2 separate regions of the Homo sapiens genome follow, and region 1 is linked to region 2. Evidence: chromatin loops called from intact Hi-C (ENCODE). Cell type or tissue: dorsolateral prefrontal cortex. All regions are shown on one strand. Links, peaks and the distances in the headings refer to the core of each region. The heading gives the core; the rest is flanking DNA. Region 1 has its middle 52 kb from the start of LINC00486. Region 2 holds the start of LINC00486 (long intergenic non-protein coding RNA 486).

Region 1 (15,387 bases), core at 4,244-12,243, 51 kb after region 2:
ACTAAGAAAAATTCCTCTGCCTTGGGATCCTGTTGATCTGTGACCTTACCCCCAACCCTGTGCTCTCTGAAACATGTGCTGTGTCCACTCAGGGTTAAATGGATTAAGGGCGGTGCAAGATGTGCTTTGTTAAACAGATGCTTGAAGGCAGCATGCTCGTTAAGAGTCATCACCAATCCCTAATCTCAAGTAATCAGGGACACAAACACTGCGGAAGGCCGCAGGGTCCTCTGCCTAGGAAAACCAGAGACCTTTGTTCACTTGTTTATCTGCTGACCTTCCCTCCACTATTGTCCCATGACCCTGCCAAATCCCCCTCTGTGAGAAACACCCAAGAATTATCAATAAAAAAATAAATTAAAAAAAAAAAAAAAAATATTCCATGCTCATGGATAGGAAGAATCAATATTGTTAAAATGGCCATACTGCCCAAAGCAATCTACACATTCAACACTATTCCTATCAAACTACCAATGTCACTTTTCACAGAATTAGAAAAAAACTACCACAAAATTCATATGGAACCAAAAAAGAACCTAAATAGCCAAGATAATCCTAAGCAAAAAGAACAACGACAGAGGTATGACATTACCTGACTTCAAACTATGCTATCAGACTACAAGAACCAAAAGAGCATGGTACTTGTACGAAAACAGACACATAGACCAATGGAACAGATTAGAGAGCCCAGAAATAAAGCTGCACACCTATAACCATCTGATCTTTGACAAAGTTGACAAAAATAAGCAATGGGAAAAGGACTCCCTATGTAACAAATGATGTTGGGATAACTAGCTAGCCATATGCAGAAGAATGAAACTGAACCCCAACTTTTCACCATACATAAAAATTAACTTAAAATGGATTGATGATGTAAATGTAAGACCTCAAACTATAAAAACTTTAGAAGAAAACCCAGGAAATGCCATTCTGGACATTGGCCTTGGCGAAGAATTTATGATTAAGTCCTCAACAACAATTGCAACAGAAACAAAAATTGATAAGAGGAACCTAATTAGATGAAAGAGGTTTTGTGCAGCCAAAGGAGCCATCAACAGCATAAACAGACAACCCACAGAATTGGAGAAAATATTTGCCAACTATGCATCCAACAAAGGTCTAATATCCAGAATTTATAAGGAACTTAAAGCAAAAAACAACCCCATTAAATAGTGGGCAAAGGACATGAACAGACACTTCTCAAAAGAAGACAGACAAGTGGACAACAAACATAAAAAAGTTCATCACTAATCATTAGAGAAATGCAAATCAAAACCACAATGAGATACCATCTCACACCATCAAAATGGCTATTATTAAAAAGACAAAAAACAGGGCCAGGTGTGGTGGCTCATGCCTGTAATGCCAGCACTTTGGGAGGCCGAGGTGGGTGAATCACCTGAGGTCAGGAGTTCAAGACCAGTCTGGCCAACATGGTGAAACCCTGTCTCTACTAAAAATACAAAAATTAGCCTGGCATGGTGGTACACGCCTGTAATTCCAGCTACTAAGGAGACTGAGGCAGGAGAATCGCTTGAACCAAGGAGGCGGAGGTTGTAGTGAGCTGAGATTGCGTCACTGCACTCCAGCCTGGGTGACGAGTGAAACTCCATCTCAAAAAAAAAAAAAAAATTAAAAATTAAAAAAATAGACAAAAAATAACAGATGCTGACAAGGCTGCTAGGGGAAGAAAATGCTTATACACTGTTGGTGGGAATGTAAATTAGTTCAGGCACCGTGGAAAGCAGTTTGGAGATTTCTCAAAGAACTAAAAACAGAACTACCATTCAACCCTGCAATCCCATTACTGGGCATATATCCAAAGGAAAATAAATCATTCCACAAAAAAGACACATATATGTTAATCACAGCACTATTCACAGTAGCAAAGACATGGAATCAATCTATGTGCCCATCAACAGTGGGTGGATAAAGAAAATGTGGTACCTGTATACCATGGAATACTACATAGCCAGAAAAAAAGAATGAAATCATGTCCTTTGCAGCAACATAGATGAATCTGGACACCATCATCCTGAGTGAATTAATGCAGGAATAGACAATCAAATTCTGCATGTTCCCACTTGTAAGTGGGAGCCAAATATTGGGTACATATGGACATAAAGATGGGAAAAATAGACACTGGAGACTTTTAGAGGGGAGAGATGGGGAGGGGACAAGGGCTAAAGAACTATCGGGTACTACACTCACTACATGGGTGACAGGAGAATTTGTGCCCCAGACCTCAGTGTCACACAGTATATCCATGTAACAAACCTTCACATGTAACCCTTAATCTACAATAAAAGTTGAAATTATTATTAGTATTATTATTTTTTGAGACAGAGTCTTGCTCTGTTGCCCAGGCTGGAGTGCGATGGCGCCATCTCGGCTCACTGCAGCCTCCGCCTCCCAGGTTCAAGTGCGTCTCCTGCCTCAGCCTCCCAAGTAGCTGGGACTACAGGCGCTCGCCACCACGCCCAGCTAATTTTTGTATTTTTAGTAGAGACAGGGTTTCACTATGTTGGCCAGGCTGGTCTTGAACTCCTGACCTCAGGTGATCCTCCTGCCTCTGCCTCCCAGAGTGCTAGGATTACAGGCATGAGCCACCATGCCTGGCCAAAATTATTTTTTAAAAAGAAAATGGCATATATTTGTGTTCATTAAAGCAAATTTGAAAACTTATGTTACCTGAAAATTTAAAAATTTAAAATAATAACTCGATATATTTTACATATTTTAATTTCTTGGTCTATCTGTCATGGTATTTTTCTGCAGAGTGTATTTTTTAGTAGTTTTACTATTTCTAACTTTTTTTCATAAAATTATCTGTATTTGGGGCTTAAAAACTTTGAAATGAATACTTGCAATTGATTCTTCCTTATATATAAAACCACAATATATTTAATTGAAAAAATTTCTCTGTAGAAGTGATGGTGCCTTGTAAGTTGAAAACTATTCTGCTAAGTAAAGACCATTCTCAATTCTAATTTTTAAAAATATTAAATGTGTGACCAAGCACGGTGGCTCACGCCTATAATCCCAGCACCTTGGGAGGCCAAGGCGGGCGGATCACGAGGTCAGGAGATTGAGACCATCCTGGCTAACATGGTGAAACCCTGTCTCTACTACAAATACAAAAAAATTAGCTGGGCGTGGTGGCGGGCGCCTGTAGTCCCAGCTACTCAGGAGGCTGAGGCAGGAGAATGGCATGAACCTGGAAGGCGGAGTTTGCAGTGAGCTGAGATAGCGCCACTGCACTCCAGCCTGGGCGACAGAGCAAGACTCCGTCTCAAAAAAAAAAAAACAAACAAACAAACAAACAAACAAACAAAAAAAATTAAATGTGTGACGAATCTAGCTTAAATATTCTCTTAGGTACTTTTGACCTCTATTCAGAGAGCCTTTCATTGATACAACTTGTCAAATAGGTTGTCTCTATTTACGATTCTTTTGAATGGTTCACCAAATTTAGGTAGTTCAAAATTGTAAACCTTCTCAATTACATTCTATTCTGGGACAGAATCTAAATCCAAATAAAAATAGAGGCTCCATCAAAATATTCTTCTCACAAGTTGAGATAGTCCAGTGCACAATTATAGCATTTCCAAATTTGTACTTTATTAGAGCTGTCATTAACCCCCCTCCCCTGCTAGCTTTGAGGGACACATTCCAGTGTCTTCCTTTGCAGAGCTAGCTTGATGGGCTTATGAACCGCGCAGTCACATGGAACCCAGTGCTTAGAAGGACCCCGCAATGGGTTTCATGTTCTGCTGCCACCATCTTGAAATTCTTAATTTTATTTATTTAGGGGACAGAGTATCTCTCTGTCGCCCAGGCTGGAGTACAGTGGCGTGATCTCAGCTCACTGCAACCTCTGCCTCCCAGGTACAGGTGATTCTCCTGCCTCAGCCTCCCAAGTAGCTGAGACTACAGGTGCCTACCACAACACCTGGCTAATTTTTGTATTTTTAGTAGAGACGGAGTTTCACCATGTTGGCCAGGCTGGTCTCAAACTCCTCACCTCAACTGATCCACCCTCCTCGGCCTCCCAAAGGGCTGGGATTACAGATGTGAGCCACCACACCAGCCAATTCTTAATTTTTGACCAAGGGATCCTACAATTGCAATTTTACTCTAGGTCCTGCCAATTATGTAGCTGATTCTGCCTATTTGTCAATTTGGTTTTCAGTAATTGTAATTCTCTAAAACTTTCAAGCTCAAAAGCTGAAGGTTTAAAAAGAACCCATTTGCTCAATACATTAATTCCCGTTTAGAAAAAAAAAAAGTGCAGCTTGCTGCCAGTGCTCATTTAATTTTACATAAACACACTCTTTGAGGCTAAAGCAAATCTGACTGATTTTCAATGTGAAAATAAAATATAAAAACTGGTTCTTGGAGTTACTTCTAAACAGAACTAACATCAGAATTGCCTATCTCGGAAAAATCAGATTCATCAAATGACTCTTTGGCCAATAACTGTTTGAGAACAATGTTAACATCAGGCATAGGAGTGCTACATTTTCTAAGATTTGACATTTTCAGTGATCGAGAATTACATTTTGTAAATGGAAATACCACTACTAAAATTGGATACTGTAAATAAAATGATATCTTTTGTTTCCAAAGTTGATATACTCGAGCAGCGCGAAAGTAATAATAAAAGCAAGATATTTCGTGGCAAAGTTATCTCAGGGTAAACGCTGCAGCTGCAAGCGCTGCCGGCAAGTATTCTCGGGGCAAACGGGGAAAGGGTTAAAAACTTCCAAATTATTTTGAACAAAATGCAACCAAAATTCGGAGCATTGTAGAACATTTAGGATGATTTTTATAAAGTAGTTTATCATAAAGGCTTTGCTGTTTCTAAGTCAATGGGTAGGCAGCAGGGAGAATTTTGTGATCCGTGTGTGTGTGTATAAAAATTTGACAATTCAGCTTTCATTTCCATTGGCAGGCCACTACAGCTTGTTTGTACAATGTGCTAATTATACACATTCCACTGCAGTCCAAGTACATTTCTGCTCCACAGGCTCTTGATTTAGTAAGAATACTGTTTCCCCCAGGATTCTGGCCACTAAAACTTATTACCTCAACAGCAAACTTTCTCTTCAGTGATGAAACTTTGAAACTGGATTTATGATAGCGGTCAAAATGATGACAGATTTTTTTACCCAAAGGTAAAAACAGAATGAACTTTCCAACATTTTAATTTTATTTAATACGTTCATTTTTTAAAAGAACTATTATTACAATGGACTGATTTCTCATTGGAAGCAGCTGATGACCCTGATATAAACTGGTGTCAAACCTGTTAGCATGGCTATAATTAAAAAGTTGAGATAATGTGTGTTGGTGAGGGTGTGGAGGAAAGGGAACCCTTGTACACTGTTGGTGGGAATATAAATTAGTACAGTCATTACTGAAAACAGCATGGAGGTTCTGCAAAAAATTAAAAATAGGACTATCATATGGCCCAGCAATCCCTCTGCCAGGTATTTATCCAAAGAGATGAAGTCAGGCCGGGTGCAATGGCTCACGCCTTTAATCCCAGCACTTTGGGAGGCCGAGGCGGGCAGATCACTGGAGGTCAGAAGTTCAAGACCAGCCTGGCCAATATGGTGAAACCCCCGTCTACTAAAAATACAAAAATTAGCCAGGTGTGGTGGTGTACGCCTGTAATTCCAGCTACTTAGGAGGCTGAGGCAGGAGAATCGCTTGAACCAAGGAGACGGAGGTTGCAGTGAGCTGAGATTGTGTCACTGGACTCCAGCCTGGGTGACAGAGTAAAATTCCGTCTCAAAAAAAAAAAAAAAAAAGAAAAAAAGAAAACAAACCAACAAAACACACAAATAACCAAAGAAATGAAGTCAACACCTCATCGAGATATCTGCGCTCCCTTGTTCATTGCAGCATTATTCACAATAGCCAAGATATGGAATCAACCCAAATGTCTATCCAATGGAGGAATGGATAAAGAAACTGTGGTATCTGTATCTCTCTATATAGATCAATACAATGCAATATTATTCGACTTTAAAAAAGAAGATCTTTCCACTGATGACAGCATGGATGCTAAGTGAAATAAGGCAGACACAGAAAGAAAAATGTGCATGATCTCTTTTATACATGGAATATTTTTTAAAAGTTGACTACATAGAAACAGTAGATTGACAGTTACTAGAGGTGAAGTGGGTGCAGGGGGTGCAGAATGGAGAGCTGTAGATCAAAGGGCACAGAGTTGCAGTTATGTGTTAATAGGATGAATAAATCTAGAGAGTGGAAGTACATCATAATGATTGTAGCTAATAATATTGTACTACATACTGGAAATTTTCTATGAGTAGATTTTACATGCTCTTACCACAGACACAAAGAAGGATAACTGTGAGATGACAGATACATTAATTGACTTGACTGTAGTAATCACTTCATATATCACTTCAAAACATTATGTTACATATTTATAACATAAATATATTCAATCAAATTGAAATAAAACTGGTGTCATGTCACTGTTTACACAGTACTCATTCTGCTAAAGGAGACTCATTTGCAGCTAATACTTAATGTTTCAGGCATGCACCAGAAAATTGGGAGTGGAAAATGAATGAAATTATTTTAGAACAGTTATTGCATCTATGTGAAAAATTAAGCTTCGCAGAATAATATAAAAACACACCTCATGCAGCTGTGTGTGTTATAATAATCTTTGGGCATGATCTACTTAAGGTAACTACTGACTTTTGAAGTAAATTCTGATGCTTCTTCAGAAAATTCGCGTTTTCTGGTTTTCAGGTGACCAGTGTTATCATTATGACATCCCAGCAGTGGATGCTAGATATCAACAAATATTTTTTGCAAGTTACACATTCATCTACAACCTAATATTTTAATTTTTCACTAAAAATGTGCTTTGACCTTTTCAAGCTGATTGATTGCTGCCAAGGGGTTTATTGCAAAAGAAATGTATGTTACCAAACAATGCAATAAATAAAGGTTGTAGATAAATTATAAAGTAAGTGACAAAACCACTGTACACAAGAACATTCAAACTACGGTTTCTGTGCTCTGTGATGGGCTACTCAGCCTCCCTTTCCTGCACATATTTCACTTCACCTAAACTATACTTTCGCACATTTCCCACTGACCCTGCTGACATGTGGCCAGGCAGCTTCATGGACCTCCCAGGCTACAGCAGGCACTAGTGAAAGGTGGCTGGCAGCAGGGTCAGTACATCTCCCAACGCCACTGAGTCCCTGGAAACTTGTAACTGGACACACTGTAATTTGTCCAGCTGTCTTTCAGAGACCGTGTTAATTGCACCTTATCAGGGAATGGTTGAGAAAAGAGAGAAGGGTATTATAGCTGGTCTTCCTTAGATTTTTATCAGGAGTTACAGTGAGAACTCAGTTTATTGCACAGGTCTCATCACTATTGTTCAAGACTGCTGGCAACTGAGAATGCCAAGGAGAGGGCTACTAAACCCATCCCAGCTTGTCGAATTCCACTGTTTTAATGTTTTTCTAACAATGAAGTGCCCGATAGACGTCAACTGCCTGGGATTGTCTTGAGAAAACCTGGATGTACAGTCACCCCAATTGTGATCCATTGCTCTGCTTATCCTACAACTTCCTGATGAAACATCATCTTGCACTGATTTTACACACAACCTCTATGTACTAAAAATGACCTTTCATTTAAATGTAAAGGAAAGGGTGAGGCTGCAGTTAAAAATGAGACAATGTGAAGCTAAAAGACAGATGGCAACTCAGTGGGCGCGTTCAGATATCCCAGCTAACCTCTCCTGGAAGCCAAATCCCAGGGACAATTTCTGGTCATTTTCTTGCTGGAGCTATTTTCAGTTACAGCAGGCTGAATTCTCCAGGGGAAGAGGAAAACTGGGTAATTTGTCTTACTTTTCCTTCCTAAGTCCAGGGCCTACACAAGTTTGGGCCTACAGCACTGAAATCCCCTTTGAACTGTGCCCCGAGTGAAGTGTCAGGAAACCGCTGCTTTTTTCTGGTGGGGGAAAGGGTGTTGTAGGTCCAAAGTTGTATTGGAGACCAGCTGTATACAAGTCGTGTAAACTTTATTGTCTGAGGACTTCATCACCTGTATAAAGGCCCTCACAGTACGGACTGCCAACACATCTGGGTCAGAACAGCTGGGAACAATTTTTAGTTGGAAAAATAACTTACGTGGAAAAGGAGCATAAACTTTCATCATATATTGGCTGGTTGTAAACTAAGGCCATGGCAAGAAAAAATGCGGATGGCTTGTTTTTCTATTTGGTTAGAGTCAGCTATTTCTGGGGCACATACGGCACACAGTTCTTAGGTGACAGGACCCTGTCATAAAATGAACTGGTCACCTTATTAGCTTTTCTGAGTCCTTCACTAGTGGATTTTGGAAAACAGATGCTAAATGTTTAACAAAATCCACATACAGTTTATTAAGGCTTTTCCACAGTTACCCAATCTACACAATATGCCAGTAGGAAAAAGCATTTCAAAGTAAACAAGGATGAATTAACACAGATTAAAATTGTATATCTTAATATCAAATAATGCCATGTGGACTTAGGAGACCAGATGACTGACTGGAGATGGCCAGACAGGAGAAGATAGCAGAGAGGGTCCTGTCCAGAGGCAGAGGAAAACCATATTGTAAATTTGGAATCACTGACTGTTTTAATCATCAGATAGCTTGCTCTTTTCCTGGTGGAGAAAGCAAAAAGCATGAGGCAGCCTCAATCCACAGAGTGTCTGAGAAATAGAACTACCCATGGTACTTGGAAACTTGACCTTGTCAACTCCGAAAGTGCTGTTTGCCCAAAAGCCATATAAATGGTTAGTTTTTTTAAAACTTCACTTGACCTACTATTCAACTATTCTTTAGATATTTTAATGTTTCTAATCTAAAGAATTTTTTATTGTGGTAAAATATACATAACATTTACCATTTTTGCCACTTTTAACTGTACAACTCACTGGCATTAAGCACTTTCATGGTATTGTTTAACCATCACCATTATCTATTTCCATAACTCGATTTCTGATTTTTCGAGCTTCTCCAAGATACAATATGTATGCCCAAAGAGAGAAAGATGCACGATTTTGCTGGGATCAATAAGCAATTGTTGGTTTGCATTCTTCTGGCTAGGCATGTAGACTATTACAGAGACCAGCTCTTGTTAGGAATGCCTGTATCTGTCAACATATTGTACTTTACCCTCTTTTGAACTTTGCTTTTATTCTAGGATGATTGTAAACCAGAGAAAAGCAACAGAAATCTATAAATGCCCTAAAACATTTCAACAGGACTATATGACTGGCATGGGAGCTGTGGGGACTTTATTATGTTCATATTTGGAAAAAGTCGTTTAAGCCCTGCAATGATTAGATGTGACTGTGTGGGTTAATTATGTAGGAGAAGAGATAGTTTCGTTTTAAATTTCTGCAATTCAAACTGTGTATAAATATCATTTAAAATGAAGATCCAAATCATCCTGGAGAAAAACTCACTGGCCATCAGAGAAATGCAAATCAAAACAAAAATGAGATACCATCTCACACCAGTTAGAATGGCAATCATTAAAAAGTCAGGAAACAACAGGTGCTAGAGAGGAAGTGGAGAAATAGGAACACTTTTACACAGTTGTGGGAGTGTAAACTAGTTCAACCATTGTGGAAGACAGTGTGGCGATTCCTCAAGGATCTAGAACTAGAAATACCATTTGACCCAACCATCCCATTACTGGGTATATACCCAAAGGATTATAAATCATGCTGCTATAAAGACACATGCACACGTATGTTAATTGCGGCACTATTCACAATAGCAAAGACTTGGAACCAACCCAAATGTCCGTCAATGATAGACTGGATTAAGAAAATGTGGCACATATACACCATGGAATACTATGCAGCCATAAAAAAGGATGAGCTCATGTCCTTTGTAGGGACACGGATGAAGCCGGAAACCATCATTCTGAGCAAACTATCGCAAGGACAGGAAATCAAACACCGCATGTTCTCACTCAAAGGTGGGAATTGAACAATGAGAACACTTGGACACAGGATGGGGAACATCACACACCAGGGCCTGTCATGGGGTGGGGGAGGGGGGAGGGGTAGCATTAGGAGAAATGCCTAATGTAAATGACAAGTTTATGGGTGCAGCACACCAACATGGCACATGTATACATATGTAACAAACCTGCACGTTGTGCCCATGTACCCTAGAACTTAAAGTATAAAAAAAAATGTGGTAAAGCTTTAGGCTGTTCCAGTTACCATTGCAAACATGAAAGAACTCATAGTGGAGAAAAACTACAAATGTAAGCAATATGGGAAAATATTTAATTTTCCCAGTTTTCCTCAAAGATATGAAAGCAATCAAACTGGAGAAAGAAAACCTATAACTGTAAGAAACATGATTTGAAAAAGTGAAAGGACTCACACTGAAGAAAAGCCTTACGGTATAAGAAATGTGGTCAGGCATTTAGTTCTTTTGTTTGTTTGATTTTGTTTTTTTGAAACGGAGTCTCGCTCTCTCACCCAGGCTGGAGTACAGTGGCACAATCTCAGCTCACTGCAACCCCTGCTTCCCGGGTTCAAGCAATTCTCCTGTCTCAGCCTCCCAAGTAGCTGGGACTACAGGCACATATCACCATGCCTGGATAATTTTTATATTTTTATTAGAGATGGAGTTTCACCACATTGGTCAGGCTGGTCTCAAACTCCTGACCTCAGATAATCTACCCGTCTCAGCCTCCCAAAGTGCTGGGATTACAGGCATGAGCCACCACGCCTGGCCCATTTAGTTCTTTTAGTTGCATTTGCTGACTTAAAATATCTCATTCTGGAGAGAAGCTCTGTGAATGTATGAGATGTGGGAATGCCTTTGCTTTTCCCATATCCTTTCATAGACGCGTGATCATGCACACAAGATGGACCCTATAAACAGGAGAATCACACCTGACTGGATCCCGAGTAGTGTGGAAAATACAGAAAAGTTCTCAATTTTAACAATTACTTTCAAAGTCATGTGAAAACTCGTACTGGAAGGAAATATTGTAAATAATATTGAAAGCCTGTTGCAAATTCATTATTGTATAATGCTTGAAAAAAATTTACAACATGAAAGAAATGTTATATGAATTATATATATATATTGTGTTTATCAGTGGCTCATTATTAAAGAAGGTCTCTGGACTATAGATTTCCACTGTTTTTGCGATAAAAGATTGAGGTGAAAATTCTGTAGGTACCTTTTGAGTGATAATTGTTTAATTAATCTATGATTAATAGGCCTTTGAAAAATGAATCTTTGTTAATTGTCAAAATTTTTCTTACTTTATGGGGCAGGTTTTGGACAGCCTCACCCATTGTATATATTCCAACTTTTTTTTTTTTTTTTTGAGACGGAGTCTTGCTCTGTCACCCAAGCTGGAGGGCAGTGGTGCAATTTCAGCTCACTGCAACCTCCACCTCCCAGGTTCAAGTGATCCTCCTGCCTCAGCCTCCGAAGTAGCTGGGACTACAGACATGCACCACCATGCCCGGCCAATTTTTGTGTATATATATACTTTTTTTTTTTTTTTTTTAGGAGAGACGAGGTTTCGCCATGATGGCCAGGCTGGTCTCAGACTACTGACCTCAGTGAACCACCCGCCTTGGCCTCCCAAAGTGCTGGGATTATAGGCGTGAGCCAGTGTGCCCGGCCTATATTCCAACTTTTTATTATTATGGAAAAAACTTATCTTTTTTGTTATAAAAAAAGGTTTTTTTTTTAATAAAGAGTTGATGTCAGTTTGTAAAATAGTAAAAAATCAAAATAAAAATGAAGATCATTGTAAAATGAAATGTCAGAATATGCGTGCATTGAACGAAATCAACAAAACACAGACCTGAGTAACTTTAGAATTTTAATCTCCATGAAGCTCAAGATATTCAGATCTAACAACTTTGGTGCTTACAGAACATTTATATCTTCTAACTGTCCCATGTGAATATCCCACATAGACTCTCACCAGCCATGACCCAACTCCAGGTAGCAATGAAGGCTTGTTGAAGTCCCATTTGGAGCATTTATGGTCTATTCCTGGCCCCTACTCTTCTATTCTGAAATCATGGTTGCAAAAGGCTCAGAATTTAAAGGCTTAATTATAAATGTCTCTTAAAGAGAAAAATGGAAAGGGGACTAGTTTAATGGAACAATTCATTTTATGAGTCAAATAGTGATATCCATCATTAATTACATGTGATGCAAATATGGCCAAATGTTAGCACTTGTTAAATCATTATGGCTACTATATGGGTATTGTTTTTATTATTTTCTGCGCTTTCTGGACCTACCATTCCAAAAGTGAAAAAATGTAATTTATAGAATTGACAAAGCAGAGAACATTTTCCTCCTGGGGTAAGCAAGGAAAATTTCAACATTATATTATTTTTGGAATTGACTGGACTTCCTACTCCTAAGCAATCTTACCTGCACATCTTTTGAAATAGACTTAATTGCTGCCTAGAGCTCATAGAAGGATCTCACAGCACTGCTCCAGGGCACTGAAGCTTACAGTGAAAGCACATTTTCAGCAAGTACTGAAGATTGTCTCCACGTTGGCTGGTTTGAAACTGTGGTGAGTGAATTCAGAAAATAAATAGTGTTGATTCTTTAGAGCTTTGAGGCTTTGAAGAAAATAATAACCCTTAGTAATTAACATGCCTGTTTGTTTTTAGATCTTTTGAATGTAATCCAGGAAAGGAATGGAAAGGAAAGAAGTGCTCAGAAAGCTCCCAGAAGCATTTTGGCACTCACCAAAGCAGCCGGAAGATGAATAACACAGTGGGGATAGATGGCTAAGTGGGTCCTATTTATGTGTTATTCATCGACACTAGAAAACGTGCTTTAATTCAAAGCATTGTTTTCTCTTCAAGTGTCTCCAGTCAGCATCACGTAGCTTTACTAAATGCTTTTGGTAATGCTAGAGTTATTTCAGCGTACCAAGTGTCTTTGAGTAGTCCCTTAAGGAAATAAAGCTAAGAAAAGAAGAGGGCAGACAGAGGGCATTCGACCACAAAGAGTGAGAATTTCATTGGCTTGTAGAAGAATCCTTCTTGGAAATGGAATAGTTTATAGCAGAGATTCCCAGGCACACATGTTCTTAAGAACAAAGGGGCCTTTGGAATGCTGTATCAGTGAGGATGCTTTTAGTTGCAAGTAACTGCAGATCCAACTCCAGACTGGTTAAGCCAAGAGGAGATTTATTATCTTGCGTAACAAATGCTTAAGTAGCCGTGCTTCACCCAAGGCACACTGGGCTTCTGGTTCCACTTCTCTGTGGCTTCTGGATTTGTCCTCTTCTCTTTGTGGGCTTCATCCTGCAGCAGCTCTGAGCATCACATCCACTCACAACAGAGTCTTGTGGTCTGTTTGGCCCCGCCTTGCCTGGACATGTGTATGTTCATTAGGGAGTACTGATTCTTCTCAATGAGGAGGTGCTGGAACCAGCTGCCAGTGAGGACAGCAGAGGTTGAAAAGACTGAGAGGTACTAGAAAAGTAAGAAAGGAATGTATAATTGTGAATAGGTTAACCCCAGCTCTTGAGGAGGACGTGCCTACCTTCAGTCACCTTTTTCCGACATCTGGGATAAAACAAACCAGCAAATCAAGTGAGAGCAATACCGCACTCCACAGTTTACTGCTGGCATAACCCCTTAAAAGAAGAAACAAAATCTTAAGTGATCGTAAATGAAAGAGGTACTCTAAGCAGAGACACATGTTTTCCAAGTTAAGGCAAGAGCAATAGCATTATTGCCTTATATTTGTTTTTGTTTGGTTGGTTGGTTTTATTTTTTCCTTGACACAAGTTCTCGCTCTGTTGCCCAGGCTGGAGTGCAGTGGAACCATCTCGGGTCACTGCAGCCTTGACTTCCTGGGCTCAAGCAATCCTCCTGCCTCAGCCTCCCGAATAGCTGGGATCACAGTGGGGTCTTGCCATGTTGCCCAGGCTGATCTTGAACTCCTGGCCTCAAGCAATCCTCCAGACTCTCCAAGTGCTGGGATTATAGGTGTGGGCCACTGTGCCCAGCCTTTTTATTTTTATTTTTTAAGATACGGGGTTTCATTCTGTTGCCCAGACTGGAGTGGAGTAGCACAATTACAGCTCACAGCAGTCTCCAACTCTTGGCCTCATGGGATCCTCCCACTTCAGCCTCCTCAGTAGCCAGTATTACAGGCGCATGCCATCATGCCCTACCTTTATATTTGTTAATATAAGCATTATGACAGCAGGATTTTTTTTTTCTTATTCACTACTGGATCTGCAGTGATTAGACCAATGAATAACACACTGTATATTCTCAATAAATATCTGTCAAATGAATGAGTCATGGTGTGGGCAGTTTAATAGTTTAAAAAGACCCAGAAAGAGACAGAGAGGGATCTGGGTTACAGTGCCAACTATATCATTTACTAGCTGTAGAATCTTTTTTGTTGTTGTTTGTTTGTTTGTTTGTTTTGAGACAGGGTCTCACTCTTGTCGCCCAGGCTGGAGTGCAGTGGTGTGATCTCAGCTCATTGCAACCTCGACCTCCCAGACTCAGGTGATTCTTCCACCTCAGCCTCCCAGGTAGCTGGGACTACAGGCATGCACCACCACGCTTGGCTAATTTTCTGTATTATTATTATTTTTTTAGAGATGGGGTTTTGCCACATTGCCCAGGCTGATCTTGGACTCCTTGGCTAAAGTGATCAACCTGCCTCAGCCTCCCAAATTGTTGCGATTTACAGGCATGAGCCACCAAGCCCAGCCTGTAGAATCCTTTCTGTGCCTCAATTTCCTCTTCTGTAAAATGGGGATAATAGAAACCTGCTTCATCGGGTTGTTGTGAGAATTAAATGAATCAATACATGTAAAGTGCTTAGAACAGTGCCAAGCCCATAGTAAGCCCTCAGGAATTGTTGACTGTTCATTATCACTGCTACCACTTACTAAGTTTTTGACTTCTATAAGCCTGAGTTTCCTCACTTGTAAAATGGGAATAATAAAAGGTACCTCATTTTGAGGATGAAATGAGACATTGTTTATTCTTTCCTCACAACATCAGGCACGCGATTAGGAACAACTTGGCCAAAGGTCACTATAATTCCTTATCTATCTCAGTGCTTTTTATTTACAAACTTATTTTTATTCCCATAATATATTGATTCCCACAAAAACTTAATGAGAGAACAGGTCAACTATATGCCCCTTTTACAGGTGGAGAAACTAACACATGGAGCAGCTAAAAGCCTGTTAAGACTCACTTTATAGACAGATAGTAGAGCCAGAAGTCAACACAGCAGCCACCCGATGCTTCTCATTGCAGATCTTCCACATTC
Region 2 (15,387 bases), core at 4,544-12,543:
GAATCACTCAGGGAGCTTTATTGAAGACTGGATTGATTCTTGGGCTCTATCTGTGACCGATGTAGATTCAGGTCTGGGATGGACCCAGGAAATCTGTTGAATTTCCTATGTGATTTTACTCTGCAGCCAGGTTTGGATTATACCTCTGGAAGCAAAATTTGGACAAATATAACTTCTAGCACAATTTAGCACTTACTTTTCTAGCCTTTACTTGCTTTCACTATTGCATCTTGGGTTGCAAAGTAATTTTGACTTACTTCCGAGAGTAAGTCTCTGGCACAGGGAGGCCATTTCTGAATACCTTTTTACTCTGTAACCGCCTTTCTGAGTATTTTTTTGTTCTTATTAATGGTTTGATCTTTTCAGATCAAGGCATCATTTTTGCCTCTTTAAATAATTAACTTACTTCACTTTTCCTATTTATCTGCATGACCCAGGAGAACTATATTTCCTCCTAGCTTGGCAGCACAACTTCAAAATTGTGTCTCTCGGAAATCTATAAGAGCCCCCTCAAAGTCAGAGCAGCAGGGTTTTTTCCTGTGACTTTCCTTCCCAAAGTGGGAGCTTTGTTTCCTACTTTTGATCAGTGATCTAATCAAAGTAGTTTACTTCTACTACTACCACAGTAGTTTACTTCTTCAGGGTATACTGTGGCTTCCTTTTGTCTGTGCAAAGCTTTTTCTTACAAATTACTACTTTATGTAATCTATACTTGCATGACTTGAATAGTATTGTCTGTGCAGGTACTGCACACCTTCCCATATTATGGTAGATTCCCACATAATGAAAATGCGGCCCCAGAACATCATCTGTGTTTAGATTTTCATTCTCATTAGATGCCAACTGGATTATCCAAAAATGGGAAAAATTACCTCCCAGTGCCTCCTCTGAAGCATATTTCACATATATTTGGGAGTCTCTGGTTTCGTAGATCTTATGCCTTTTCTATTTAATGAATTAGGTTTGTCAAACTGAATTGCATTCCAAAAAAGTCACTTTTTTAGAATACTTTAAAAAGTGAAAATGAAGATTGAAAATGAATGAGGATAACTATGTTAAATTGCTTGCAGCCTATGTTAAATAGGCTTAATTGAATGAATCTCAGGTCTTTTCTTGCCAGGCCAGGGACTTCATGGAAATAAGCTCCTAGTACCTAGAGACTCACCTAACAAATCATCCAGTCCATGCTCTCCCAGGACAGAGTGACTCCCCTGCCCATTTGCACCCTGTCCTTGTACAGGTTTGCTGCCAAGAGTGGCATGAAGGGGCTGTTCATGAGAGTGCTGGAGAGCCTGGACACAGAACAGATTTGACCCCTTACAGTCTTTGGGACTCTCAGCAAATTATTCACTTTTTTCTAAGCCTCAGTTTCTCCGTGCTTCCTCCTTACCCCACAGGGAAGTGATGCCGATTGATTATGATTTGCAAGCACTGTAATTCTTAGTTTAAAAACGCACACACAAAAACCAAAAAAACTATGTGAGGCTAGGTTATTTTCCTAAAAGGTGTTTTCTCTGCTGATGACATTGGAGCAGTTCCTACTTCATTTTGTTATGAAATGCTGTACAAATCATGTAGTCAAATCCAGTGAAACAGATATTTGGCAAGCTACATAAATGATATTTCTGAATAAAACATATACACAGTCGCATGTACACACGTGCACATGTGTGCACACATACACATACCATGGGGTCATAAAATCCTGAAGTTGATTTTCTTGGGGGCCTATGTTGGCTCAGCAGGCAGTTCCTGGAGAGGCATTTCCAAATGTTTTCAGCTGTGGTAGCATGATTGAAATATGTTGCAATAAACCTCCCAAGGCAATTCCTTTTTCAGGGAGAGGACACAGTTATTTTTATTTTGCTGGACTTTTTTGCTAGGATAATCTTTGTGGTCTCTGAGGCCTAAGCGAAATTAATTTTCAAGTAAGTAGCATAAAGGGTATGATTTATATGAATTTGAACATAGAATATATTTGTTTTGCCTGCATACACAATAAATAAAGTCATTTTGTTTAGTTGAATTATGTCTGTTCATTCAAAAACCATCCTATAACATTGAAATGAATAATGAGAATTTAGGCAAATGCGTTGAAGAGCAGAGCTCATTTGAATTTATAAGTTCAGGCATGTTGTTTTGATTCACCCTTTAATTATTTTAGCTTGTACATTTCTTGGCTAGTGAACAGAAAAAAATGCTACCATTGCTATTATAATTGTATAGTATTATTATGCAAAAGGTTTTTTAACTCTATACTCTGTATCTATTTTATTTTAAAGAAATTTGTGTTGTTTTAATACTTCTGCTTTGTTTTTTATATTACAGCAACTTTTTACAGATGTGGCAACTGGAGAAATGTCCAGGGAATTAGCTGATGACATAACAGCTATGGACACCTTAGTGACAGAGCTCCAAGACCTAAGCAACCAGTTTCGAAATCAGTATTGATTCTGCTGGAAGCAGATTCTGGAAAAGGTGCTTTCACCTGCTGGTAAAAGATACATCTGTATATCTGAAATGCAAGATATTGATTTTTAAAATAAATTTGTTTTATGACTTAACATTCTTGGTTTTGTGATGTTTTCAATTTTATATGCTTTCTGAAGTATATTAAATTTTTAAAACTCCCTATTTCGTTAGGTCTAATTATAGTTGAGTTCAGTATTTTTATTCTTGAGGTATTTTGGCACAAAGAGCAATTAAATTAATTTTGTTTTTAATATAGTGTTTATTCTCTTTCAACCTAACATTAATTGGATCATACTTTGGAAAACCTTTTGTCTAAACAGGTGAAAATCACGTACTACAAGTTTGTGAAATCATTAGATTGACTGCTTTATTGTTCAAAAGTGATAAAAGAGTGGACTTGGAGCTAGAAACATTTATGTTTCTTGAGATTTTGTGCTTGTTTCAGAAAGATACAGACTTGGCGAAATTGGAAATGTGAGCATGGTTTAACTTCTAAATCAAGAAAATGCAAGAAAAAAATGGCATAACCTAAATTTTTGCTTAGTTACTAGGAACTAGGCTGTTACCCCTTCATTATGTATACAACCGGCCCCAAAGATAGTTGTTTAATTAGGGTATTATGGGTGAAGACAGCTATTAATGGTGCCATATTACAGAAATGCGAAAGTAAAATGCTTTCAATGTCTATGGAGCCAAATATTGAAGGCAGCAGCTGAGCTTAATAATCTTAGTACAAAAGTCATAGTGAGGAATTCTAAGTCCTGGCTTGGGTTGCTACATTTTGGGTCCCATGTATAAATCACTTGGCCCTTTTTTTTTTTTCCATGTTCTTATATATAAGATGTAAATAATTTCTACTCGTAGCCTCTTTGTGAGTTTCAATTGCCTTTGGAAACTTAAAAATTCATAATCCATTAAGTATCCTGAACATTTAAAAACCATCTTTAAAAAACCCTTTTATTAGTGAATTTTGATTATGAATGCTTACCAGTGCTAAATGCTCTCATTTCTTAACCACTGCTTCTTTTCTATTAGCATATTGCCTTAAAAAGAAGTTGGCATATGCCCCAAAGCAGTTTCTCTTATAGCAGAGACAATACCTGTGAGAAAGACCAATAAAATGAGTTAACATTAAGGGTCTACATAAACCTTTTATAGAAGTCATTGAGGAATAGATGGGTGAATGGATGGGTGGATGCTTGAATGGGTGGATGGAACAAGATTTTAAGATTAATTTTTATTAGTATCAAGCTGTGAACCCTAATAGAAAGTGGACAGAAAATAAATACTGAAAAGGACAATCATTTCAGCAGTCAAGTAGAAGACTGAAGTAGAGCATCAAAGTTGTAGAAGTTTTTGGTCTTCAGTTTGCTTTCCTTGGGTTCAAGGTAGAAAGGCATCAGTGATTGTGAGAAGTCACAAACCAAGTCACAGAAGAGCTATCTCCTTGCAGTCATGTTCTCCAATGCTGTGCTGGACAAAATCAAAGTAATATATATATTACTCTTTTATCTTGGAGTGATCTCACAAAAGTGAGAGCTACTAGATGTTTTCTTTAAAGGCATAGACCTATTATTATTATTATTTTTTAATCTTACTTAGGTGAGTGTTTAAGATAATTGAAGAAAATGTGTGGGGAGGTAAAGTAGGGAAAGCTTGGGGTTTTCTAAAAGCCTCATCTCTGCTACCTAACATTTAATATTTAATTTAGCTACTTGGTTTTTTCATCTGACAAATGAGTGTGATGATAATAGTACTTTTCATCAAGTTGTTCCTATCTCTTAAAAAACATTTTCACCTAGCCTCAGAGTTAGTGATACAGAATCTGTATACACTCCAGCCTGGGTGACAGAGCAAGACCCTGTTTCAAAAAACAAAAAGCAAAAAACCTTAAAACAATGCTGTATTATTTATTATACGATCTTTGGTGCTTTGTGTTGATATATTATGGTTAAATGCTTGTGTTTCCAAATGCCTTATGTTTTATAAGTTTCACTTTGGTTTCCAATTATTAACACTTTTGCTTTCAGAATTATTCTTTTGCTTTTCCAATTAGAAAAATAGAAAAGATGTGATTCTTTAATCTTACTGCCTTCCCAGAGTGTGAATAATAATTATAATAGCTACAAGTTATTGAGTTCTCACTATGTACCAGGCATTTCACCTGGCATCATCTTTGACCATCAAAAGAGCCCTGCTAGGTCTGTTCGTGATATCACTAGAAAACTAAGGGTCACAAACTCTAGAAAGAGAAAGAGCCAGGATTTGAAGACTACTAAAGCCTGCATTGTTTCTGCTTTCGCTGAAGCTTCCAGTTGACCACTGATTTCAATCTTCTCTTTCTAATAATGGGATCTGGACAGTTTGCCCAGCATCATTTATAAAGTTCTCCAAGAGAAATTCTGTGAGGTCTCTGTTAATAATAGCCTGTGGTTTGTTAAGATTATTTACTCTTGGCCGGGCACGGTGGCTCACGCCTGTAATCCCAGCACTTTGGGAGGCCGAGGCGGGTGAATCACCTGAGGTCAGGAGTTCAAGACCAGTGTGGCCAACATGGTGAAACCCTGTCTCTAATAAAAATACAAAAAAATTAGCCGAGCATGGCGGTGGGTGCCTGTAATCCCAGCTACTCAGGAGGCTGAGGCAGGACAATCGCTTGAACCCGGGAGGCGGAGGTTTCAGTGAGCCGAGATTGCGCCACTACACTCCAGTCTGGGCAACAAGAGCAAAACTCCATTTCAAAAAAAAAAAAAAAAAAAAATATATATATATATATATATATATGTAATTTACTCTTTTTGAATAAAAAGTTTTAATAAATTCCTCACCAGCTTTTCCCCAGAGGTAGCATAATAAGCATAGTAAATGGGGCCCCTAACTGCAAAAGAGAGAAGATAGGCTTCAGTGGAATACCTAAATGCAAACTCAAGAAGCTTGCAGCGATGGTATTGAGACTGGAAGGCAGAGCAGTGGCCGTGTGTTGAGAGGTGGGAGCAGGTGGGACTCAGAGCTCAGATTCCCAGAGTGGACGTTGAAGTCCCCATTTAGGGGTGGAAGGCTTGGACCCACCTAGGATGGAGCCTTAGCACAGATGAGGACACAGCCATTGAAAGCATCGACTTATTTGACTGTGTTATCAAGACTGTTCTTATGCTGTACTTGTTTCTCTTGGGCATGCCATTAGTGTGGTATTCATAAGCAGAAATGTAAAAAAGAAATGACAAGAAGTATGTGTAGTAAATCCACCTACTTTCCAGACTTAGTTCAAAGATTATGACCTAAGCAGAGGTCTGGTTAGTTTAGGCTTTGTGAACGTTTGTCCAAATTATAGTAGGTTTACTAGCTAAAAACCCTGGGTGAGTCTGATGAAAAGTATTTCTTTTTTTCCATTGCTGTTTTTGTAACATCCACATCAATCTAAATTGCTGTTTAGATAAGGTAACTCTACTTTACTGGCCAAGAGTGAGGAATAAAATCTGTTAAGTGGATGCAACACACTTCCTTTCTGCCTATTCATTCAAAAGGCCCTATAGTGAAATGGCAAAGAGCCTTTATTCAAATGGTGGGTGCCATGCTGTGGTAATACAGATGGATTTTTCACAACATGCAGAAGTGCTTATAAATAGATACGTTTCAATCAACAAGTAGCTTATTCAGGCATGTGCTCAAATATAGTAGCTGCATTCATTAGACAGACATTTCCACTAATCCCAAGACTATACTAATAAAAGAGTAATCCCTTATGGGCTAAAGGTGGTGCTGGTTTGCTTTTAACTCTTGGAGTCCTTCACACACCAAGGCCTAATAATAATTGTAGCTGTATTTGGTTTTCACCAAGTGAACTTAACCCATTTATGCCGGAGGTTGCAATTTTTAAAATTTTTGCAATCAGAGCTTGGTGATGACCTTGAGCAGTAGAATATAAATAACTCTCACACGCTTAGCGTTCCGATAATGGAACACTAAGCATAAATGGGTTAAAAGCCGAGCTTATCTTGGAATTTTTCTATTCTTATTTTTTTAAATTGCAGGAGCTTAGTGAAGAAAGAGGTGCTTTTTACTCTAGATATGTAGCTTTCAGCAAAGCCAATTCAAAAATCAGTTTGTGTGTGTGTATGTTTTCTCGATACTTTATCATAAAGCACTTGTCTCTTTCACCTTGGTTCATAGAAGTGTTCGCTTGAGCAGATTCTGTTTTGTTCTTTGATGTTAGGATAAATAACAATGGTCAGTTTTGAGAGCATTTGCAAGCTCTCACTATAGTGGTTTGCCTTTTTACGTGGACTTTTTCCCCTTCAATAGCTCTTTACTCCTCCTATGTTACTCAGAGCTAGCTGTAATCCGTTTGCTTAGCACAACACCAAAATCTTTCCCTTGCCAGTGGTGTCAAATCTGCCTTCCTTTTTATTATTCTGACTTATAAACTGCAGTGACCTCTGAGTCAACTTCGCCATCTCTTGGCCCTGTGCCAACATTGTGTTCTGTGAAAAGAGAGTCCTGCCAAGGGCTACGAGGCAGAAAACTGATATTATTAAAGTGGTCTTCTGAACGGTAAGTATCAGCCATTTTCTAATCTTTTGTGATGTTATTGCCAGAAAGGGGGAGGGGGGGGTAAATCATGTTAATGTTGTTAAGGATCTAACCCATGCATTGCTAACTTTTTCCAGATCGAGGGCTCAGATGCACATCAGTATCTATAGGCACACAGAAATTATTGCACAGCGCTGTTCACAGACAGATGTGCTTCTTGAAGACTCTATTACTGTGAGACTCGAAGAAGTTTCTTAATGTCTGAGCCTCAGTTCCATTATCTGTAGCCTGTTAGTGATCCATATTGTACAGGGGTGTTATATACAATACCAGTTGAGAAGATGCATATAAAGTGCTTTAAAAATAAATGATATAGAAACATGATGCAAGCAAGAGTGTCTTCGAAACCATTTGATTATTAACACTGACAACCTTTTCTGTGCCCCACTCAGAAGCCTGATGACATTCAGTGCTGCTGGGCTGTGATACCAAAATGTTTATTAGCATTTTCATTCTATAGCAACCTTTTCCCCATTTCTGGGTGGCAAGTGGTGATAAGGGAAGGGATAAAGAAGAAAACATGATGGATTTTTATGAAGTAAACGAGAAAGAACCAAGTTCCCATCATTAGGATTTCTCAGGTTGGTGCTAAGAAAAGGAAAGAAAAAGAGGATGGGGAGTAACAGGCAAAAGCAAAACAAAAAACTGATGAAATGGGGAAGTGGCTGACTAGGATGAAGTCAGAGAATTAGAAGACCTGGATGAAGTCTCAGCTTTACCGCCTCCTAGCTGTGACCACACCTGAGCTCCTGAACCTCTCAGCCCCAATTTCCTCAGCTATAAAAATGCAAATACCCACCCTACAGACCAGACTGAATTTATCAGATGATGTATGTGAAGTACTATGTGAGCAACTGTGTACAATTAGTTATTGTTATGATCAAGAGAAAGGGGCATTGTGGATGGTCTATCGGTTCCCAGGGGCTGGTGGAGTCCCTGGATAGGAGTATGCAGCAACTTGGCTCCAGTTTCTGTAATCCCATGGGGGTCAGAACCCTGGGGTTTGAGAAACAATGCTGCAGAATATCTTTCAGTCTTGTCCTTCATCACTCTATTTACTGAATCAATTTGGCCTAGAGGATATCTGGTGCCAGGGTTGATAAAAGCTGTCTTGGGATTTTTACAGCTGTCTGGTCAGAAGACATGCTTATGCCATAACAGCTCCAGCTCCTTCTCTCACTCTCTCTCTCTCTCTCTCACACACACACACACACACACACACACACACACACGAACAGCACTAGAATGTGCTTTACATATGAAGTTGATTCCCCTGATCATTATCAGTAGGACATAGGGTGATTTCTTCAGATAGGTATGCTCTGATTAATGTTCACCCTCCTCCTTTAATAAATTGCAGAAGTGTCCCATGTTTATCTCCAAAAAATTAGAAAATACAAATAAGCAAGAAGAAAAAAAATCATCCAAAATCCCACCCCTGTAGAAGTTAACCCTGTTAACTTTTTTGTATATCCTTCCAGACTATTATATAAATAAATACACATATATCTGAGAGATATTGGCTTTTTGTTTGTTTTTACTTAATTAAGCTTTTCAGTAAAACACATGGAAGCAGGCCCTTCATTAACATTTGTGGAGCTCCAGGCCAGAGTACATATAGAGGCCTGCTTACTATATATCTAAATATTTCAAAGTTAAAAATCAAGCAAAGAAATGGTTAAATAAAATTTGTTTTATGCTTTGATCTTGACAGATATTCCTTTATAATGACTTGGAAGGACATATTTTAATTTGGAGTTCTCAAACATCTCAGAATTCAACCAAAAAGGGGTGCAGAGAGAGTCAGCTCCCTTCCCCTATCCTGCTTTTCAGGGTCCCAAGTACACATGTGCACACTCCAGCTGCAGGTGTCAGGCATGTCTTCAGCACCCACAAACAGCTCTGCATGGCTACCACTCAGACCTGGGAGTGCACAGACCAGACGCCACTCCACCCTCAGGATTATGGGCACAGAAGAGAGGCACATGCAGCTTCTGGATGCAGGCTTTGGGCCTGTGGGCAGGGAACTCCTGGGGTCCCAGTTACCTGAGCGTGGTCTAGAAGATGGGGCTAATACAGGCTCTAGGCATAAGCAAAAAGTGTCTGGAGGAGGGACAGAAACAGAAAGTCCCAAAGCATAGGGATTTCTTGCCTTGGTTTAAGGGTGGTACTGACGGGAAAATGGTGTCAGATACAGGAGTTGTTGGGAAGAACACCTATTCCTCTTTCCTTAATATTCCTTGAAAGTGAGAAAATTTCTGTTCCACAAGGTAGGAAGCAAAAGAAAAGGAGCCTCTCTCTACTCCATATTTATTCCAAGGGAGGAGGAGCAACTTAAGGAACTAAGGAACCAGACAAATCCAACTCTCTCTCTCCCTCTTTGTGTCTGTGTGTGTGTGTGTGTGTGTGTGTGTGTGTGTGTATCTCTTTCTGTGTCTCTCTCAAGATAGGTAAAACCATGACACTGTTGGCATTTGGGCTGGATAATTCTTTGTTGTTGGGAGCTGTCCTGTGAATTTTTATTTTTTATTTATTTATATTTATTTATTTATTTATTTATTTGAGACGGAGTCTTGTTCTGTTACCCAGGCTAGAGTGCAGTGGCGCAATCCCCACTCACCGTAACCTCCGCCTCCTGGGTTCAAGCGATTCTCCTGCCTCAGCCTCCCAGGTAGCTTGGACTACAGGCATGCGCCACCACGCCCAGCTAATTTTTGTATTTTTAGTAGAGATGGGGTTTCACCATTTTGGCCAGGATGGTCTCAATCTCCTGAACTCGTGATCCATCTCAGCAGATCACGACACCCCAAGTGTCTCCTGGGGGACAAAATTACCCTCTTTTGAGAACCAGTAGGTTAAACAACAGATTAGACAGATAAGGAGAGAATTAGTGAAGGGAAGGATAGCTCTAGAGATAATTCAGCACATTCTACATCAGACAGGGAGAGAAATAAAAGTAGGTAAGAGACACAGAGGATAGATTTCCAGAAGAATATATCTAATCAGAATTTCAGAAGGATATGAAAGAGAATTGGGAAGAAGTATTTGAAGAGTTAATGGCTGACAGTTCTTCAGAATTGATGAAAATTATTCTCAAAATCAGAATATCCACATAGACTTTAAAATCACCTCTCAATTTACACATACGCATAGCCTACAGGATTTTTAAAAGGAAAAAGTTTTAAATTATACCATTTATAATGGCATGAAAAATTCAGATACTTTGCAATAAATATTTTTAAAGATTGATAAAGGCACATATATCAGCAGGAAAAAACATTTTCAGGCAGACTATACATTATATGTGTTGAAACATCACTATAGCCCATAAATATCTGCATGTTATTATATGTCAATTAGAAAATAAAATAACTCTTAAAAAGTCCTAAATTTAAAAATGGTGGGAAATACCATGTTGATGAATTGGTAAACTCAGTATAGTAAAGATGTTGTTTTTCCTCAAATTGATCTATATATTCAATAGTCTTAATAAAAATTCCAGTCTACTTTTTTGTGGAAATTAAAAATATGATTCTAAAACATACAGGTTGAGCATCCCAAATTCTGTATCTAGAAAACCTTATAGTCCTTCCTTCAGCTGATAAACAACTTCAGCAAAGTTTCAGGATACAAAATTAATATACAAAAATCAGTAACATTCCTATGTACCAACAACCAGCCAAGCTGAGAACCAAATCAGAAACACCATCCCATTCACAATTGCCCCAAAAAGAATAAAATACCAAGGAATACAGCTAACGAGGGAGGTGAAAGATCTCTGCAATGAGAGTACAAAACACTGCTCAGAGAAACCAAAGATAACATGAGCAAATGGAAAACATCCCATGTTCATGGATAGGAAGAATCAATATCATTAAAATGGCGATACTGCCCAAAACAATTTATAGATTCAATGCTATTTGTATCAAACTACCAATGACATTCTTCAAAAACTAGAAAAAACTATTTTAAAATTCATATGGAACCAAAAAGGAGCCCAAATAGCCAAGGCAATCCTAAGCAAAAAGAACAAAGCTGGAGACATCATGTTACCCAACTTCAAACTATACTACATGGCTACAGGAGCAAAAACAGCATGGTATTTGTATAAAAACAACACATAAACCAATGGAACAGAATAGAGAGCCCAGAAATAAGGCTGCACACCTACAACCATCTGATCTTCAACAAAGCTGACAAAAGCAATGGGGAAAGGAATCCTTATTCAATGAATGGTGCTGGGATAACTGGTTAGCCATATGCAGAAGATTGAAACTGGACCCCTTCCTTATACCATATTAAAAAAAAATCAACTCAAGTTGGATTAAAGATTTAAATGTAAACCCCAAAACTATAAAAACCCTGGAAGACAACCTAGGCTATACCATCCTGGACATAAGAACAGGCAAAGATTTCATGACAAAGACACCAAAAGCAATTGCAACAAAAGCAAAAATGGACAAATGGGACCTAATTAAGAGCATCTGCACAGCAAAAGAAACTATCAACAGAGTAAAGAGAAAACCTACAGATAGAGAGAAAATTTTTGCAAACTATGCATCTGACAAAGGTCTAATATCCAGCAGCTATAAGGAACTTAAACAAATTTACAAGAAAAAAAAACACTAAAAAGTGAACAAAGGACATGAACAGACACTCTTCTAAAGAAGACATGCATGCAGCCAACAAGCATATGGAAAGAAGCTCAATATCACTGATCATTAGAGAAGTGCAAATCAATACAATGAGATGCCATCTCAAACCCAGAATAGCTGTTATTACAGAGTCAAAAAATAAGATACTGGTGAGACTGCAGAGAAAAGGGAACACTTAATATACTGCTGGTGGCAGTATAAATTCGTTCAATCATTGTGGAAAGCAGTATGGTAATTTTCCTAAAGACAGAAAATCCATTCAACCCAGCAATCTCATTACTAGGTATATACCTAGGGGAATATAAATCATTCTACCATAAAGACACATGCACATGAATGTTCATTGCAGCACTATTCAAATATCAAAGACATGGAATCAACCTAAATGCCCATCAACGGCAGATTGGATAAAGAAAATGTGGTACATATACAGCATGGAATACTGTGCAGCCACAAGAAAAAATGAGATCATATCTTTTGTGGGAACATGGATGGAGCTGAAGGTCACTATCCTTAGCAAACTAACGCAGGAACAGAAAACCAAATACTGCGTGTTCTCACTTATAAGTGGGAGCTAAATGATGAGAACTCATAGACACGAAGGGAACAACATACACTGGGGCCTACTTGAGGATAGAGACTGGGAGGAGGGAGAGGAGCAGAAAAAATAACTACTGGGAACTAGGCTTAGTACCTGGGTGATGAAATAATCTGAACAACAAACCCCCCCTCCACGACACAAGTTTACTTATATAACAAACCTGCACATACACCCCTGAACCTAAAAGAAAAGTTTAAAAATGTAAAAACTATATATCAATAAGAAAAAAATCAAGTGGGAAAAAACAAGTATTTTGCAAAAGAGGATAATATCCAAAGAAAAATACAAAAATACACTCAGTCATCAGAGAAATGCAAATTAAAATAAAGAGATAGGACCACATACTCAAAAGAATGGCTAACGTTAAAATGACTCTGCATACCAAGTGTTAGGATGTGGAGTAGGAGTAACTCTTAACAATGCTAATGGGAGCACCACTTGATAGAAACACTCCGGAAAACAGCTGGGCAATATCTGCAAACTTCGAAGATATGCATACCCTATGGCTGAACAGTTTTACTCCTGGGGTGCACACACATACCCAAGCACAAATGCAGGCACCAAAACTCTCATACAAAAATGCTTATAGCAGCGTTATCTATAATAGTCCCCAAATTGAGAAAATCTAAATATCTACCAACAGTAAAATAGATGCATAAATGGTGGGATATTCATGCAATGATGTGGTCTGCATCAGTGAAAGTGAATGTTCTAGCCATACCACGGCAATAACATGAGTGAATCTCTCCAACACTATGTTCAGCAAAGGAAGCCAGATGTTAAAAACATTAAAAATTTAAAAAGTGCATGCTGCATATTTCCACATATATAATAAGTTCAAAAAGCAGATTAAATTAAACTGTGTTATTTAGTGATGCATGCTTAGTATAAAAACTATAAAGGAAAGCAATGAAGTGATCACCACCAAAGACAGGCTAATGACTACTCTTGTGGGTATAAATGGGTGGTGGATGAATGGTACTAAAGGACTTCCGGGGAGCTGGCAGTATCATAGTTATTAACTGGGCTCATGGCTAACATGGTTCTTCTGGCAAATCATCAAGTTATACATTTTTGTTTTGTGCATTCTTCCCAAATGTGTGTTGTGTTTCACAGTAAAAAGCATTAAGATATTAGGAAGAGTGCAGTCAACTCTTAATGTGAACCTGAATGTCTGCCTTCTCCTCTCCACGTTTTTGCACTTTTCTACCTCTTTGTCTTTTCCTTCTTTTTGAGGAGACCTGAGCTCTTTCCTCAAGTAATTTTTCTCACAACTCATAAAATTGACTTTTGAAAAATCATACTGCATTTTGAGGTGAAACTTGGCAACACAAACCCAAACTTAACTCCATGTAACTTTAACTCCCCACCCACCCCCACTACCAAACACCTCCTTAAACAAAATATAACAACATTTTACAACTATAAGGTGCTTTTACCCTAAGGCAAAAATGTGGATAATTTGACATTGCACTCTAAATTCTTTATTTCTTTTGTCTAATACAGTTAAGATCCTGTGCTGTCTGGATAAATAGGGGGGTACTAACCTAAGGCAACCCAGGCCAGCATAGGCAGTGATTGAGTGTGGTCATCTTGGTGACCAAAGCCAGCTTCTCACATTTCTTCTTGAAAAGCATGGTGCTGACATGTTTAATATCCTATGGCATTCCCTTTGGGCTCTGTAGACTGATGGAAAAGGCCCCTGTTAACATCTGATGGCCAAGTTGAATAGCACAGCCTTGAGACCCTCCACTTCACAGCTCCGGTTAGGGGGGTGATTTCTCACCAAGTTGTAGTAGAAATACCGATAGTCATATCCTGGCAGGATCCACATACCACCGGTTATAGGGAGAACACTTTTGTGTGCCTGGATGGTTTTGGACAAACAAAGGTGAAATCTCACCCACAACTTCATAGGGAATGATAAATCAAAATCCAGCACACTACAAAAAAGAAAAAGATAAAGCTAAGGTTTGAAGTTTTTCTGGAAGAATTCCAAAAATGCATATTTCAAGGGAATGTCTCAGGGCAACCCTAAATAGACTGGTGACCTACAGATCAAAGACACTGTATTTTATTAGCCGTCTCCTGACCCAGCCAATCCAACTGTCCTTCCCTAACTGTTACATGCATCCAGATAAACCCTCCCCTGTCTGTCTTTACTTTCTTCCTCCGAGAATCACAAATCAACCCTGACAACATTTGGTTTCTCATCTTAAGGAATGTTGCTGGTACATTCTTTATGTGAAAGAGGCAATCCCAGGAAGGGGTATGAACCAGACTGAATGAAGAGTATCTTATTTCATCTGCACAGAACAAAAGAGTGTCTTTCCTTTCCCAATGCCTGCAAGAGTCTAAGGACTTGAATGAAAGCAGACTGGCTGAGCTTAGTCCTAAGGATGGATACAAGGCTGGCAGGGAAGAGGGGTTCTCTGGGGTCTGTGGGGTGACTTTCCTTCCTCCATGATTGTTCTTATAATGGAGTCCTGTCTTGCTAAGGGGAGCAGTGACTGACAGGGTTATTTATCTTTGACTGCTTCCCCACACTGATCCCACGTTCTTTTTTTTTTTTTTTTTTTTTTTTTTTTGGAGACAGAGTTTTGCTCTTGTTGCCCAGGCTGGAGTGCAATGGCGCGATCTTGCTCACTGCAAACTCCGCCTCCTGGGTTCAAGCGATTCTCCTGCCTCGGTCTCCCAAGTAGCTGGGATTACAGGCATGCACCACCACGCCCAACTAATTTTGTATTTTTAGTAGAGACGGGGTTTCACCATGTTGATCCCAAGTTCTATAGGTACGGTTGGGATATAATTATTTTGAAATGTTATGAGTGTTTCATAAGTTTACTCTGACCTGGGAATTTTGTGAAGTGTCAATGTGGCAGGCAGCCTGAAAGACGGTTCCCAGTGATCTCTGGCTCCTGGTATTCTCAGCCTTGTGGAATCCCCATCCCTGGAGTGCCTTGTGTCTATATAAAATATTGACAACATTGAAAGGATGTCATTTCTATGAGTAGGTTACATAAGACAGTGACTTCTATCTTGCGAGCAGAAACACTTCCTGGCTGCCTT

Evidence for each region. A loop is a pair of places that touch in the nucleus more often than their neighbours do. Peaks named below come from ENCODE experiments on the same cell type or tissue, not always from the same donor. Only the 100,000 strongest peaks of a DNase experiment are listed, where the experiment ranks them.
Region 1: it touches region 2 in a loop (2.9-fold over the local background); 1 of 110 quality-filtered maps calls a loop at or near these places.

What each region holds. Positions count from the first base shown.
Region 1 is chr2:32,870,184-32,885,570 of GRCh38, forward strand. No RefSeq gene overlaps it. Among named protein-coding and RNA genes, the nearest start is that of LINC00486, 52 kb to the left of the region's middle. In dorsolateral prefrontal cortex, for the core only: no CTCF peak of the experiment used is centred there; no DNase peak of the experiment used is centred there; H3K4me3 peaks cover 894 bases; H3K27ac peaks cover 1,238 bases.
Region 2 is chr2:32,818,488-32,833,874 of GRCh38, forward strand. LINC00486 (long intergenic non-protein coding RNA 486) reads left to right here and starts at 6,954. Exons shown (of 5, transcript NR_183193.1): 1 at 6,954-7,023. TTC27 (tetratricopeptide repeat domain 27) reads left to right here. Exons shown (of 20, transcript NM_017735.5): 20 at 2,329-2,564. The coding sequence ends at 2,451. In dorsolateral prefrontal cortex, for the core only: a CTCF peak has its summit at 7,825; a DNase peak (open chromatin) is centred at 6,954; H3K4me3 peaks cover 1,742 bases; H3K27ac peaks cover 3,167 bases.